Regions from separate parts of the Mus musculus genome. Here region 2 is linked to region 1. A link is a loop called in an ENCODE intact Hi-C map of the cell type or tissue named here. Cell type or tissue: gastrocnemius. All regions are shown on one strand. Links, peaks and the distances in the headings refer to the core of each region. The heading gives the core; the rest is flanking DNA. Region 1 overlaps Myof (myoferlin). Region 2 overlaps Pde6c (phosphodiesterase 6C, cGMP specific, cone, alpha prime).

Evidence for each region. A loop is a pair of places that touch in the nucleus more often than their neighbours do. Peaks named below come from ENCODE experiments on the same cell type or tissue, not always from the same donor. Only the 100,000 strongest peaks of a DNase experiment are listed, where the experiment ranks them.
Region 2: it touches region 1 in a loop (2.8-fold over the local background); 21 of 42 quality-filtered maps call a loop at or near these places.

The regions. Positions count from the first base shown.
Region 1 is chr19:37,951,521-37,959,861 of GRCm38, forward strand. Myof (myoferlin) reads right to left here. Exons shown (of 54, transcript NM_001302140.1): 21 at 8,194-8,318; 22 at 4,923-5,029; 23 at 2,847-3,039; 24 at 1,423-1,578; 25 at 1-38. Among named protein-coding and RNA genes, the nearest start is that of Gm52397, 30 kb to the right of the region's middle. In gastrocnemius, for the core only: a CTCF peak has its summit at 4,027 (motif pointing right); DNase peaks (open chromatin) are centred at 4,040 and 4,724; H3K27ac peaks cover 1,684 bases.
Region 2 is chr19:38,182,906-38,191,246 of GRCm38, forward strand. It overlaps Pde6c (phosphodiesterase 6C, cGMP specific, cone, alpha prime), which reads left to right. Exons shown (of 22, transcript NM_033614.2): 22 at 773-1,050. The coding sequence ends at 834. It overlaps Fra10ac1 (FRA10AC1 homolog (human)), which reads right to left. Exons shown (of 14, transcript NM_001081075.2): 13 at 6,924-7,002; 14 at 5,572-5,895. The coding sequence ends at 5,853. Among named protein-coding and RNA genes, the nearest start is that of Gm52398, 23 kb to the left of the region's middle. In gastrocnemius, for the core only: no CTCF peak of the experiment used is centred there; DNase peaks (open chromatin) are centred at 4,555 and 4,927.

The sequences.
Region 1 (8,341 bases), core at 328-8,327:
ACAGGCACTTTGGGCCCATTGGTTTTTTCTTGTGGATACTGTGGATGAACAATAACATCTTAGGTGACATGGGACAGACACCATACGAACTGTGACATACGCTAAAGCCCAAAGCATGCTGAACCTCTACCCTTCCCTCCACCAGACTGAGTTTGTATTTGCTTTGGCTAAAACTGACAAAGGACCCTTTGCTAATAAACTATTAACAGCAACTAGAATTGTGGTGCTAAGTCAGACTCATCCTGCAGAACATTTGGAAGATGATGGTCACTCCATTCTATTTACACTATTTAACACTGTTAATGAACAACATTAACACATTAGAGGTCAGCAGGCAGCTCCCTGTTTAGAGAGTACACTGCCTTGGCTCTGCCTTTTCCCTTTTTAAAAATGATTTCATTGTGAAATCCAAGGAGCTCCTGATGGGGTAGGCAGGATAGGATGCCAGAGCATGCTAAGGGGAGCGCTGTTGAGTTCTTAGATGTGGCCCTAGGCCACTGTCAAGACATTCCCAGGGAAGTTCTTCATGGGGGTGGGGGGTGGGGCTGTTCTAGGATGGGGTCCTAGTAGCAATTATCAAAACTTGCCTGTATTAGAGAATCTCTGTGATGGCTGATAATGGCTGTCAACTTGACAGGATCTGAACCAACTAAAAAGTCAAGATGCTAGTCATTCCCGTGAGGCATTTTCTTGATCGTATTATTTGAAGTCTTAAATGTGAGCAGTACCTGCTGGTGGCAGCCCAGATAAAGGAGACAGAAGAAAGGTCTTCTCTTTTTGCCTGCTTGCCTTCACTTTTGCTGGCAAGTTCATCAACTTTGTTGCTGCGACTGCTGCATTATTTCCCTACTAATAGGACTCAGCTTCCAGCTTCCAGTGGAAACTGAAGACCAGTGGCTCTGTAGGAATCCTTCAAGCCATCAGTGCCAAACTGAGAGTTCTCAGGATCCAGCCTCGCAGACTAATCAATTCCCAACTTCTTGCCCTTTCTGTTTGAGACATCCATGGTTGAGCCACCCAGACCATATCATATAAACCAACCTTAATAAATACCCTCTTAAATGTGTATTTATTCTGTCGATCTGTTCCTTCTAGAGAACCTTAAACCACAACTGGCTATGCCACCCTTCCTCCCTAAACACCCACTAGCATCAATGGAAGAAATGTATTGCTTATATGCAACATTTAGAGTAGAAAGTTCACGTCAGAAAGCAAATGATGGTGTCATGCTACTATTCATGTCAGAGAGATCTAGAACGGTATCTAGATATAGAACGGCCAACCACCCTCATGTCACAATAAAAATTACAGCCCCAGAGGAAGAGACGAGAACAGGTTATTGATCTTACACGTCTTAGCTGTACAACAGGCAGACTGTTACAAAGCAACCCCCTCCTTTCCCATTACAGAATGAAGGCATACCTTCAGAAGGATGGTTTGGGTTTTCCCACAGTATTTTCCAGAGGCGTTCCCACCGCTGGTGGAGTACAAGACTTGGTGGGCAGGGATTCGTGCATAAGCCAGTCTTTTCTCTCCACGGATCATCCAGATGATGATGTCAGGCATGCTGTTCTGAGGCTGGGCAATGGGTCAGATGGGAAAGAAAGCAAACTCAATGAGTCTACATGTGGAGAGACCGGAGAAATAGCACTAGGCTAGACACTAGGGGCTGTGGTGAAGACCATGTCCCAGAGTCGGGAGACACTCGTCTACAGTAATATTGTGATTACATGGAGCTAAGAAATGGGCTGTGGGTGGCTGGGAGAGCAGAAGGGAAGGCACGGGGGAGCAAGTGAAGAGGTGTAACCCACGCTGATCTGAAAGGTATTTTAGGAAATACCCTCTGCCTCTCAAGCATCACTTGGAGAAAGCCATTGGTAGCTTTCATCAGAAAGCTTTCACCAGAAAGCTCTAAGCAGCCATCCACTGCTACGGTGAGTGTATTTAAGTGTGCTCCTCAAGGTTAGATGTCTGAAGCTTGATTTGTGCCCCATAATTGCAGGAGTGGGTTAGTTACCATATTGTGTGAGAATAGGCCCCCCCATCCTCTACTCCTCTCCAGTGATATCACACACACACACACACACACACACACACACACACACACACACACACACACACACACACACAAGTCCTTGTCAAATTTAGGTCTCTCAATCTCGACTCTCCCTGCCTCTAGAACCATTAGAAAGAAACCTCTGTTCTTTATAGCTTCCCCAGCCTGTGCCATTCTGTTACAGCAGCACAGAAGGAGCTAAGACACTACCCTAGACACTCAAGGACAGGAGGCATCCATTTACTCTTGTTCTTTCAGCCATGGAGGTGTGGGGCATCCCATCTACACTTATCCAGCACCGACTGTATACCCCACACTCTTCTGTCCTTCCTTATGACATCATCTTTAAATTCCCACAACAGTTCTATGACCTAAGTACTGTGTTTTTCTCCATTTTCCTGGTAGGGAAAATGGGCTGACGTGAGTTGAAGAGCTTGCCCAAGGTCACACATGGTTTAATATTTAAATCCAGGCTTTTCCCAATCCACACTACAGTGACATTTTAATTCTCTGTGTTGTGTTCTACTATTCCATCATACAAAATGCTCTACAACCGCAGTGCGAGCATGATGCTTTTCCTGCAGGTTCCTCAGGAACGCAACTCAAAATTTGGGTGACTTTCACCCTCTCCAGTAGCCTCCTCATCCTAGTAAGTCCTTGGTTTTTATCATTGATCAGATCCAATCCCAGTCGCAGATATACCAGATGACCCACCCACCACCTGCCCCACCCTTCTTGTCATCTGCAGAATCCTTCTGGAAACAGATGACAGTGTATTTTAATGGTCTACCTCTTCAGTAAGCTGCATCAGTTTATCAAGCCACTCCTCGATTTCCAACAAGGTGGATTTCACATCCGTGGCTTCAGATCTCATCCTCAGAGCTGCCTCGTGTATCTGGGAGAGAAACCTGGACCGCAACTTTCGGATCTGAGTATCCAGAACCGTGACGTTGGCTTTTCCTTCTGTGACAGGCAAGGTGTATCTATAAGAAGAGGAGAGAAGAGAAACAAACCTAAGAATGACATTCTAGGTCTCAAAACTAAGTCCACTTGTGTTTGCCCACATGTTTAATGTATGTCTGCACGCCATTTCACGTAGATTGAAATGACAGCAATCTCCTGAGTCTACAGGGGCTGCTTGCTTTAAACTGTAGTTGAGGATGTCTCTGTTGGCATCGGAGAAGACACAAATTTTAAAGCACCAAAGTTTAAATATCCCCAGTACCGTCATCTTCATCACCGTCATCCTCTCAGACGGTTCTCAGAGAGCTCCAGAAGATAAGAAGGACCACTTGTATAGGACAATTTTCAGCCAAGTTAAGAGTCCACAAGAAAAACAGGGACAGCTGAGTGAGTGACTCAGATTAGCCACATGTCAGCTGTGCCTCTCTCTCTCTCACTGTGGAAGTAGGTGAAACCACAGGGCAAGACTGTCACCAGTACCAGGAAATTCGACTCATTGTCCCCACTTAGAATTTACATTATTTGCATGCCACCCAGCTCCTTATATGAAGGATATCCTAGCATGGTTTTCCTCAAACATGGAATTTCCTGCGACAGAACATTTAGAAAGATGCCAGCTTGCTTCTTTGAAGCCAGCATGTGTTCTCATGCCTGGGCTTTCTTTGGCAAATCACAGGCATTTTCCATGTGAAAGCTGTCGCTGTATGTTTTTGTTTGATTTCATTAACTTCTGTGGCACCGTGTGTATAAAGGTTTAAGATCCTGCGGTGGCCACATAAGGCAAAAATTCACGGGAGTGCTGTTGAGCTCCGAAGTCACACTTGAGCCCTTTGAAAGTGAGATGCTGGCCATTAAGTGGGTAAATAATTCCCAGTGTCACTGCGGTCTCCCTTCTTTCTTATCTGTAATTTAGAGGTCACTCCTTAGGGAATCCCTAAGTCTCTCAGCTTTGAGTGGTCACAAAGCCAGTGGGGCTTGATTTTAGCTGTTTGTCAATGACCTGAATAAACCACTAGGGGGCGCAAGAGGACGGGATGACTAAGGGCCTTACCCCAGAAGGGGAAATGTCTGCTTCCAGAGCTTGAGAGGTGTAGTCCATGCTCTTTTCTTTTCGACCTTCCCTGTTCGTGGCTTTATTAGCCAACATTTAAAATGAGGTTGGAATGAGTCACTTTCCCTTTTGATTTCTAAATGCCAAAAGTTACTTCTTAAGTCACAGCTATGAAATGTCCTCTGGCTAAGTCTGTGTCCTGGATTTGTCTAACGTGGTGTGTGTGTGTGTGTGTGTGTGTGTGTGTGTGTTGTTGTTGTTGTTGTTGCTGTTGTTGTTGTTATTGTTGCTGTTTCTTGTTTATTTCTTAGTGTATAATGAATTTGCGCGTCATCCTTGCTTAGGGCCCATTCTAACTATCTGTTACTCCTGTTTTTAGTGTTAACTGTTTCTGAAGGATGGCAGAGTGCTTGAAACACTTAACAACAACAACAGCAGCAGCAGCAAGCTATTTCTAAAGACATGAGTTAGGAACATTGTTCTGAGTGGTGGAAGCCATGTTCCTATATCCCTGTGGAAGTCAGGAGTCCTTCTGCAGAAAGGTTAGCTCAGGCTATTTCTCTTCCCTCTCTTCCACTCCCACCCTTTGCCTCAGGCTGCTGGGCCAGCTTCCGGTAGTCCAGCCTGGGCCTACTTGGGCTACTTTAGACTTGGCACCAAACCAGAGAATGGAGGTTTTCCGGGTGATTCAGAAACTTCTCCTGGGCTGGGGTGGGACTTTCAAGGAGCCCAAAACAATGCTCAAACGCATTTTTTTTTCCAGAGAAATACTTGACAAGATTGGAAAAGCACCTACAGTCTTAGAATTCAGGGCATGCTGGGGACGTGCAGATAGGAAGAGGATTACTGTACCTCGTGTCTTCTATAACTTCATCTATCAGCTTCAGCCACACCTCCGCCAACTGGTTTGCAGGAATTTTACCCTGGATCCCTGATTTTACAGCCTCTATGTTTGATTGCTGAAGAATCAAGAAAGAGGAGAGATAATTGTGTAATTCTGCCATTATGTCCAAGAAAGTGTTATTTCCAAGGCAGGGTAGAGGGTGAGTAGAGGGGTAGGGACATAAAAAGATTTCGTTACAGAAAGCCAGAGGGCTTTGTTCTCACTCACTGATACTTACCATAGCCTCGTGCTATTTACTTTTATTCAAAATGCAATCAACACTGATAAGTTTAAGCAATAGAGAAAGCCTTGTCTTGTATTTTGACCTTTGGAACTATGTAAATATTTTATGTACTCCAAAAATAAACAGGAAGAAACCATCAGGAATAGGTGAGGGAACCCTCAAAAGGATATATATGTAAATAGTATGGACTCAGTTATATTTCAGATGGACAGTTGAACTAACCCACACGTAACCTTTGGAAACAGCATTTTAACTATCTGTCCTTAGTTTCAAGGCAAAGGCAACCCAACTGCATCAAACATGAATCATTGTGAACTTGTTCACAGTGGTGGACGTAGGGAGTTTAAGTTTGAACAAATCAACCATTACAGTTAGGATGGCAGAAGCTGGAATCTCACTGTAGGCAAGAGTTTTAATCTTACTACCAAGGTAAGTCCTTGGTGGTAGATTAAAATTGGAGGCACTGTTCTGGCCTTCAACATTTTAACAGATATAGAAATAAATATATGCATATATGTATGTATGTATATGCACATGCAAATGAGTGTGACCGTGAACTTCTTGGTTGGCAAGGCCTATAAGCAACAATATAGCAGCAGCGTGAGCACTCTAGATCTTGTTTTTCAAATGTCACTTCCTATTAAAGGGACCACAGCATCTTAGAGAAACGGTTATTTCAGGGCTGGAGTTGAGAAAGTACAAGCTAAGCCCAGAACATGCTGATGTGCTCGAGTTGAGCATCTGCCAACAGAGAGGGGAAGGGAGTGCCCGCTAGGCCTAGCCAAAGTCCTGGTCATGGAAAGCCACTCTCTTTGTCACGACTAGGCCTGAACTCAGACAATTTGGTCAGTGGAGGGAGATGATAAGGAGAATCAGGGCAAGAAACCCCCCCGAGGAATGGCCCCAACATAATTAGAAGTTTGGCCAGTTCTCCACCAACTCCCTTGAGGAAGGAAAATGAAAACTAATAAAAAAAATATAGTATTTTGGGCTGGAGAGATGCCTCGATAGTTAAGAGCACTGACTACTCTTCCAGAGGTCCTGAGTCCATCAATTCCCAGCAACCACATGGTGGCCCACAACCGTCTGTAATGGGATCCAATGCCCTCTTCTGGTGTGTCTGAAGAGAGTGGCAGTGTATTCATAAACATAAAATAAATAAATCTAAAAAATATTTCATGTCAATTTCAACTTTATTTTTACAAATATTAATTTTAAATTTTATAAATTAAAACCTATAAATTTTAATTTAATTTTTTTCATTTTTTAATTCTATATGCACGAGTGTTTTGCCAACATGTATGTCTGTGCACCACACATATGCCTGGTGCTTTTGGAAGCCAAAAAAAGAGCAACAGATCCCTTGGAATGGGAGCTATAGGTGATTTTGAGCTGCCATGTGAGTTCCAGGAAGAGAACCCAGGTCCTCTGGAAGAGAAGCAAATGTTCTTAGTCACAGAACTGTCTATCTATTCCCCTCCATTTCACCTTTACGAAATGGGAAATTACACTGAAGTTCAATTATCCTTCTATATTGGTGCTCCCACCCCCGACACCTGGAGGCCTTTTATTTGTAAGTATGTTTGCCTCGTCATGGTCTGCGGCACTCCCTGGGGCTGTCAGCACGATGAAACCAAGTGATGGGTTTGAGCTGCATGTTCAATCTGGGGCTGATCACCCCACACTCATGATCACTCGCTGCCTGTGAGGTTCAGGACGATCTGCCCAGATCTGTAGTCATCAATGATTTCAAATTCCCCAATGCAACCATGCCCCTCACCACAGACAGAAGCCAGACTGTGACTTTGGAACCTAATAAAGACCTGGCACGTGCCTTGTTGCTATTCTTGAGGGCATCAGCCAGGACATTCACATGCACCATTTTGGTGAAAAAGAAAAGTGGTAGAAATATATATATCTTTGATATAAAGCTGCCTGTATATAAAAAAGCAATAATTTTTTTGTTATGGAGTTTTTCATCAGATATTTTCTTATATATCTTGGTCTATCATTTATAAAAATGATATTAATATAAACTGAAATTATTTTATTAATGTATTTTAATCACATATTAATGAGATTAATGTGATATTTCCATACATATGAGATGGATTGATTATGTTCAAACACCTTTTTCCCCCACACTCTAAATTAACATTAATGCTGAATGGATTTTTATAGAAGTAACTTAGTATCTTAAATTAAGTAGAAATGTCCCAAATGTGGCACCTTTCTCCTCACTGTTGTAGCCTACCAATGTCAAGAAGACGATCAATCACATGCCTGCTCTTATGCAGGTCTACCAAAGGGACCCCCACCCCAACCAGAGGGACCCCCACCCCAACCTCCTCCAGGCTTCAGAGGAGTTCCCCGAGTCTGAAGCAAGAGCAGAGACTGGCAGCCCTGGTTCTTCCCATAGCAGAGACTATCTCTGTAATAAGAGCAAAGTTGTACAAGTTGCACCCGGCTACTGGAACAAAGCATCCTTTATATGCAAATCCTCTGCCCAGCCTTCTACATCCTCCCGTCTTTCTCAGTAAGAAAGCCTTTCTCCTGGCATGTGCTCACACAAACGTAAGACTAGACTTCCTCGTGGTGGGTGTGGCTGTAGGACTGGAATTCTGGTGAATGGAAAGTGAGCAGAAATCTGGGTATGACGTCCTAATTTTCCCTAATGAGGGGCTCTTGTCACCTTCTCATGTGTTTTCCTCCCTTTAGGCTGGAGGGTGGATGTCCTAGTGAGTTGTCTCTAAGGGATGGACTGAGGTAACTCCTTAGTTCCTTAGTAAAGGTTAGGACAGCCATGGGGAAAGAGTGGGCACCAGTACCGGTGAACTTCTACAAGTTCTGGACCATTTCCTCAGTTGTTACTGAATTGCTCTATTGTTGACCATTGTGTGTTTAAGATCTTGTGCTACAGTTGCCAAGCTTGTATATTACCTACCCCGTGCTTACCTTACTGTCTGCGAAAAGGAAATGCTGGACAGATAACTCACCAGCCGTTCTGCCATGACTAGGAGAGTGTTCACTGCATCCAGGCGGTGACTAATATCCTCCCAGTAGGAAGTCAGGGTGACCACGGGCTTCGTGTGGGCCCAAGGTAAGTAGTAATAGTAGTTCCCTGGTAAGGAGTGTCAGGAGTCA
Region 2 (8,341 bases), core at 1-8,000, 230 kb after region 1:
AATTAAGACCACTGTGCTCTCTGCAGGCTTCAGGTTCTGTGCCTGTGGCTCAGATTCCAGCTTTGTTTAATCTCAAGGAGACAGACACTGAGATTGTGACTGGGTAACTGCTAATCAAATTTACCTTTATTTTGTTTTTGAGACAGAGTCTCACTATGAATCCTTGGCTAGCCAGATAGAACTCACAGAGATCTGCCTGGCCCTGCCTTCTGGGATGCTGGGATTACAGGTGTATCCACACCTGTTGGTTTTGTTGTTGTTGTTTGAGACAAGACCTCATGTAGCTTTGACCGTCCTGGAATCCACTATTGCCTCAAACTCACCAAGATCCACCAGCCTCTGCCTCCCAAGGGCTGGGATTAAAGACATATGTCACTACACCTGGCTCTTGAATTTTATTTTTCAAATTTTCTCCAATTTAAGCATATGAGGAGTACCTTGCCCGCATGTGTATGTGCACCATGTGTGTTTCTGTTGCCGGTAGAGGTCAAAAGAGGGTATCAGATCCCTTGGAACTGGAGTTACAGATGGTTGTGAGCCATCATGTTGGTGCCGAGAATAAAGGACTACCTCTGCAAGAGCCAGTGCTCTAAACTGCCGGGCCATCTTTCCAGCCCCATGAGTTTGATGTTTAAGTGAGCCAATTGTGAATAAACAATTGGTTTTAAACAGTCAAACCCTATTATAGATCTGATACAAATACCACAGGGATGTAAGAAGACGAGCACTGTATCACACTGACTCCTGATGCTTTTTTCTGGTCTTTCACTAGCTGCCACAGATTTAGGAGGCAGCGCCGAAGACAAAAAGTCCAAAACATGCTTAATGTTATAATCTAACTGGTCTGTATTTCAAGTATCATCTTAGTTTCCACGAAAAAAAAACATCCAAAAGAGCCTCCTTGATTGAGTTCTGTCCAGTGACCAAGAAGTGACAGAAGAGGAAGAGCCCCAGAGATTCTGCCATGTGACTACCCACAGATTATCCATTGCTGACCTGGAAACCCTGTGAGCTAAATAAAGTTTAGTAAAAACAAAACATGACAAAAAACAATGGATTTTCTGAGTTTGTTTTAAATTTTAAAAAGAAATGCTATTTTGAAATGAGTCACAAGTTTTATATATTGTGTGTATTTATTAAGAGTGGTTTATATGTATGTGTCTGAGTCTATGTGACATGTGTCTCAGTGCTGGTGAGGGCCAGAAGGCGGCTCCAGGTCCCCAGGAACTTGAGTTACAGGTAACTGAGCAGTCTGACGTGGGTTCTGTGATCCCAAGGAGGACAGCAAGTGCTCGTGACTGCTGCGCCATCTCGCAGCCTGGGGACTAGTATAAAATAGATCACTAACTACTCATTTGCTGAAACTGCCATGACAAGTAGCACATGCCAGGCAGCTTAGACCACAGCCATTTATTTCCTCATAACTCCTGTGCTGGAACCTGGAAGTTCGAGACTAGTGTACTGGCATGCTTGTTCTTTAGAAGGCCATTTACCCTGGGTTGTCACATAGGCAGCTCTGTGTCCCTTGCTTATAAGGACACAAGCTCTATTGGATTAGGGCTCACTCCTGAGACTTCATTTCAGCCATAGTTACCTCTCCAAGGACCTTATGTTCAACATGCTGTACGAAAGATTAGGAGTCTACAATATGATTGGTAAGGGGAAGGGTCTCAGCCTATAACACTCATACCTGTGATCAATACCTCTACTTTCTAAACTAAAAATCATTCATCAGCATGTTCAGAGAAGATACGGGATAGAATGAGCCATGCATATACAGTATGGGAAACAAAGAAAAAAAAAAAACGATGTTGAAAGAAATCCACATACTCTCTCGTTTCTATTTTTCTCCTTTAATAATGAAACAATGGCCAAAGTATTTTTAGCAGTTTATAAAAAACTGTTTTTTCCCTATGCCTTCTCCCTTTCAAACTCTAAAATAAATTACTTTGTTATGTACAACTAAGAATACTTTTAACATACACTATTACTCTTATTGAAAGAATTTTGGTAAGACACTACTATATAATTTTATAGTTAAATCAGTTAATAAATATTCAGAATTGAGTATTTAATTGAGCAAAAACTTATTTTCAAAAGAAGTCTAGAAAGACCAGTTAATATTACTTTTGGGCATTTCTGCTCAAATACCTGGCCCAAGAGGAACTAGTCCAGAGCCCTCAGGACACAGGAACTGAGGAGCAGCCTGGGACAGGATCTTTCCAGTTTACATCTGCGCCTGGAGATGATCCTGTGCCACAGTTCTCCATACTCAAATCCCACTGGGAGAGAACTGGTCTCTCAGGAGTGCTGACATGGAGTCTTGCAGGAGGACAAGCCACAGTCAGAGACAGCAAGACCAGCTGAGATAACCAGAGATAACCAGATGGCAAGAGGCAAGCACAAGAACATAAGGAACAGAAACCAAGGCTACTTGGCACCTTCAGAATCCAGTTCTCGCACCACAGCGAGCCCTGGATACCCCAACACAACAGAAAAGCAAGACTCTGATTTAAAATCACATCTCATGATGATGATAGAGGACTTTAAGTAGGACATAAATAACTCCCTTAAAGAAATACAGGAGAACAAAGGTAAACAGGTAGAAGCCCTTAAAGAGGAGACAGAAAAATCCCTTATAGATTTACAGAAAAACACAACCAAACAGGTGAAGGAAGTGAACAAAACCATCCAGGTTCTACAAATGTAAATAGAAACAATAAAGAAATCACAAAGGGAGACAATCCTTGAAATAGAAAACCTAGGAAATAGACCAGGAGTCATTGATGCAAGCATCACCAACAGATACAAGAGAGAATCTCAGGTGCAGAAGATACCATATATTGACACAACAGTCAAAGAAAATACAAAATGCAAAAAGCTGCTAGGCCAAAAACATCCAGGAAATCCAGGACACAATGAGAAGACCAAACCTATGGATAATAGGTATAGAAGAGCGTGAAGATTCCCAACTTAAAGGGCCAGTAAATATCTTCAACAAAATTATAGACGAAAACTTAACCTAACCTAAAGAAAGAGATGCCCATGAACATACAAGAAGCTTACAGAACTCCAAATAGATTGGACCAGAAAAGAAATTCCTCCCATCACATAATAGTCAAAACACCAAATGCACAAAACAAAGAAAGAATATTAAAAGCAGTAAGGCAAAAGGTCAAGTAACATATAAAGGCAGGCCTGTCAGAATTACGCCAGACTTTTCAACAGAGTCTATGAAAGCTAGAAGATCCTGGGCAAATGTCATACAGACCCTAAGAGAACAGAAATGCCAGCTCAGGCTACTATACCCAGCAAAACTCTCAATTACCATTGATGAAGAAACCAAGATATTCCATGACAAAACCAAATTTACAGATATCTTTCCACAAATCCAACCCTGCAAAGGATAATAGATGGAAAACTTCAACACAAGGAGAGAAACTACACCCTATAAAAAGCAAGAAAGTAATCTTTCAACAAACCCAAAAGAAGAGAGCCACACAAACATAATTCCACCTCTAACAACAAAAATAACAGGAACTAACAATCACTATTCCTTAATTTCCCTCCCATCAATGGGCTCAATTCCCCAATAAAAAGACATAGATTAACAGACTGGATATGAAACAGGACCCAGCATTTTGCTGCAAACTCAAACAGCAAAGAAGCACCTAGAGTTACAGACAGTTGTGAACTACCAAGTGGATGCTGTGAATTGAACCCAAGTCTTCTAGAAGAGCAGCCAATGCTCTTAACTGCTGAGTCATCTCTCCAGCCCTGGTAAGATTCAGTTTTAAGCAATGCATTTTGGGTGGGTGGAGTCATGTGGCTTGTGTCCTTTCCTTTGTGTCTGCCACCTCCTCATGGCCTTCATTAGGCCTGGATTCCCATGCTGACTCTCAGTGGTCAGATCAATACCACTCTACGCTCTGCAGGAACCTGGCCCAGGACAATACAGCCAACCTCAGAGGCAGTGCACAGCCAGTGTGGTAATGTGCCTACTCTGGTGTTCAAAGTCATCAAGAATCAAGTGTTTTGTCTTGAAGCTCTGTGGCAAGGCTGATCGAGAAATGTTCTCTGTATATTCCTGTTTATCAGAGATCTGGGCTTAGGCAGTTTTGGGTAAGTAGAGATTACTATGAACTTGGGTTTGAAATCTCTGATACCAATACAGAAAATTTAATGCATCCACAAGAAATTGAAGGTTACTTGTAAGTGGGAGGATGGATATGATAACACACCAGCAGCCTTTCCTCCCTGAGAGAAGCCTCGGTTAACTCTGGTGAGCATGTGGAAGTGAGAATATATCGTGACATCATGGCTTGCTGCCAGTAAATGTCAGAATTGAATTTAAATTGTCGGAGAGCTCTGCCTTTGAAAATGAATTATTATAAAGCAAACAAACAAGTAAGATTTAGTTTTAAACAGACAAGAAGTAAGTACCACCTGTTTTGATTTTACAAGTCTCTCATGTTAGGACATAAAGATCATGAGGGTTTTTTTTTTTTTTTTTGCCAGGTTTGCTCTGAACTCTATCTTGGCATCTACAGCAGTGCCTGGCACAGGGTAGGTTCTCAGTCGATATGAATGAATGGCACTCCCAATGTTTTCCATAATGGGAAACAGCTATGAGAAGCGACTGAGCTACCATCTGGTGAAGTGATGCTTTGTCTCATTACTTCATTTAAGGCTCTCCTGGAGGCACTGCTATTTCAGATACCAAATAAGAAACTATTTCTTTAGATTTATGTGATCTTTTTCCTTAACTCCAAAATATCAATCAGCTCAAGTAACTTCTCCTCCCTTAGTCATTAGCAATTGAATTGAGGCAACTGTCGTGTCTGATGAAGGTCTCTAATAAGCACTTGGCTTCAGAGTCTCTGTAATCTAAAAGTAGAACCCCACAGCCTCCTGACCAAGGGCCTGGCGACCATCACTGACTGAACGGAGTCATAGCATGAAGTAGCTATAGAGTTGATGTCTAACATTACCTTAGACTTGCAAAGACTCCTTAAAATGACTCCCATTACTGGCCACTGTGCTAGATCGCTGGGATTTTATATAATTATCTAAATTCATACATGAACTTCGTATCATAAACTGTATTGTCAATCCAAAACATATTATTCTATTATAAATGGTGTGTACTCTTCCCAGTTACCATTTAATTTTGCAGAACTCTTATTTTCTGATGACCATTGAATGATCAACATATTTCATTGTAAGAATGCTTAGCTATAGAAATTCCACTATTATAGAAACTCCAACTTTGATGTTGGATGTTTCAGATAATTTCCCTCAGAAATCAAGTATTTCTTTTTACTCAAAATAAGTACTACTATAAAGAAACAACACCTTGAGGCAATAAGGAGACTTTTACACAATATTTAACACTGGTACACTGGCAATAATTTTGCTGCTTTCTGATCGTTCAGAAAGGATTGTAAAATGACTTTCAAAATAGCTCCTTCAAAGCAGTGCTCAGCATAGCAGCTCATGCACACCAGAAGCCTGGTGAGCACTCCAGAATAAGTTAATAACAATTATTTAATGAAAGGAAAGACTCTGACATTTTAGAATAAGACACTAAATAATTTATTTACAGCTCAATGACAATCACTCCATGTTCAAATGACACTTGAAACAAGTATACCATAAACTGTAGAGCTAGAGCCAAAACCAGGTTTTAGATAAGCAGCCGAGCAGCCACGAAAGTAAAGGAGGAAATGTCTGAAATGTCCCGTGCTGCTGAAGGATCTATCCCAGTGGCTGTCCAGACTCAACAGCATGGACACACTCACCGAGTGTCTCTGTACATCTCCTCACCAAGGAATAAGATTCTCTCTCCCAGTTCACAGAAACAAATCCTGAAAATAATCATCAAATTCTTCTTCCCTATTAAAAAAAAGTACAAATATTGATTATAATCAAGAGTACTCAATGAAAATTAAATTAAAAAAATCAATAGAGTAAAAAATTAAGTGATATATGAAACTAATTAAAATATTTTCGTCTAGTATATTAGCTATCACTCTTTATACCAGTTGGCTTTCATAATTCAAATAATTCTTAGTATCTAAACAATCCTATCTATGCTCAGAATGATTAAAACTGGAATACTTCACCTCTCTTAAAACCCCTCAGTTTTCTTTGAAGTACTTTGTGAAAGACCATTGCTTCTCTTTGCCTTTCTGGTTGACTTTGTACCTTCTCTGTTCACTACTTCAAATTACAACCTGCTTAAGAAATGCCTGAAACAGAAACTATGTCTAAAAAACAAACCACGTCTTACTCCCAGGAATGTGAGGACATCTGTTCAGGCCACAGTGCTTTATTAGTCTGGGAACAGTGGCTACCTATTTATAGTTTATAGAGGTTTCATCTAAAGCAGAGCTTTGAGGAGACGCCACATTCAGTATAACCTGTGAAATACGGTGAGAAGTACCCAGTGCTAAATAACGTTAGTGTTTGCAGCCAGCCTCAAGTAGCCAGCAGCTCAGGCTCTGGAGTCAAGGGCGGCAGAGAACAAGTGCACTGGGTCACCTGTGGGTGGGAGGCTGAGATGGCTGCTGGCAAGGCATCCTTACACCTGTGTAAATCTTCAAGGGGCTCCTTGGAATGGGTTACGAGAATCCTAACACCATGGGACAGGCTGTCCAAGATGCGACTGAGCAGCCGTCTCGGAAAGAATCCAGGCAAGAACAGAGGGCTGCCTGTTAAAGTGAACTGACGCTGCACATACTGGCTGCTTGCATCCCCAAACAATGACTGGTAATAAACTTGCACCTTACCAGGATAGGGAGACTTTGGCACTAAATCAACATCCATGGCATTAAATATTTTCATCAACTGCTATCAAGAACGGCAGTACCCACAGATGCTAAGCTGAGGCCAGGATGGAGCACCTGCGAATGAGCACTTACTGGGACTTCTCATCTGTCTCTGGCAGCGGACCCTTCCAGAGCTCAGAGTCTGAAGCACTGTCTTCCTCCTCAGCGTTTCCTGCTCATTGACAAGGAAATGTCGTCATTGTTTTAACATAACGCATTCTGAATCGTTTACCAGTGCAATTAAATTAACCATGAATTTAGCAGTATTTTAGCTTCAACTTCTATGATTCCACAAAATTTAACTTATTCCTCAAGATACCATAAATTTTAAAAAATTAAACAATATGAAAAACACCAGAGCCTCATCAAAAAGTGAATGCAAGTAATATCTAATGAACAACTTCCCCATGTTACACTAAAATAGCAGCTGGTTTAATTATTTCCTTGGCCATACAACAGAAATGAAGAATTTTGTAAAGAACATATATGTATTAGGACCTACACTCAAGATTAGTTCCTGTAGGCTAAGGGTTTTCACTGGAGATGAGCCACTTACTAATGTAATTACATCATGGAATAGTTTGTCTGCCTGATACTACTTTATCCAATATTGAATAAATTTTAGTTGAGTTTAGATAATTCATGTGAGGTCTATTTTGTTATATTTTAAAAATAGGAATATATTATCTTTACTGATTTTATAGGTAATACATACTGCCACTGTCTAAAATAAAAGCAATTTGGAAATGTTTAAAGTCCTAAGGAAAAGTTACCCCAGGCCACAGGTAATACAGTCACTTTTTAAGTGTGGTTGGTCTTTAAAAAGGTATCATTCATATATATATATATATATTTAAATTAAGATTATACTGTGCATAACTGTAACTATAAAGGATTTGAGATAGCAGAGACAGTTCTCCTTGACAATACGTATAAATATGTCAAAGCTTTTATAATGAGATTTCTTTCTAGGATTTATCTTTGTTTTGAATGATGCATATGTATGTACAGGTGTTTGCAGAGGGCTGAGGTGTCAGATCTCCCAATGAAGGCGCTAGAACTGAACTTGGATCCTCTCCAAGGCCAATATGTGCTTTAGCCACAGAGCCATCTATCTAGCCCTGTGAAAACCTTAAACAAACAAACAAAACAAAACAAAACAAAACAAAAACTGTTATATGGAATTTGATTAACCAATCGTTAATTTCTGATTGGTGGGGATTTAGGCTGTATTTCCCATTTTTATTTTTATTGGGGGTGAGGGTGGGTGGGGAGCAGTCTGGTGATTAAACCCAGGATCTTAAACATGCTAGCAAGAGCTCCACAGTGGGCGGGCACACAGTCCACCACGCTGTTTTTCTTGGTGAACAGTGTGCATTTCTGCCCATGTTTATCTGAGGAGCTTATCTATTCCAAATAAAATATCAAATTCCAAAAGCAGCATCATTGGCCACCACATGTGCTCTAACCCAGTTACAGGGTCAGGTTTTCCTCCAGAAGAAAGGTTAGAG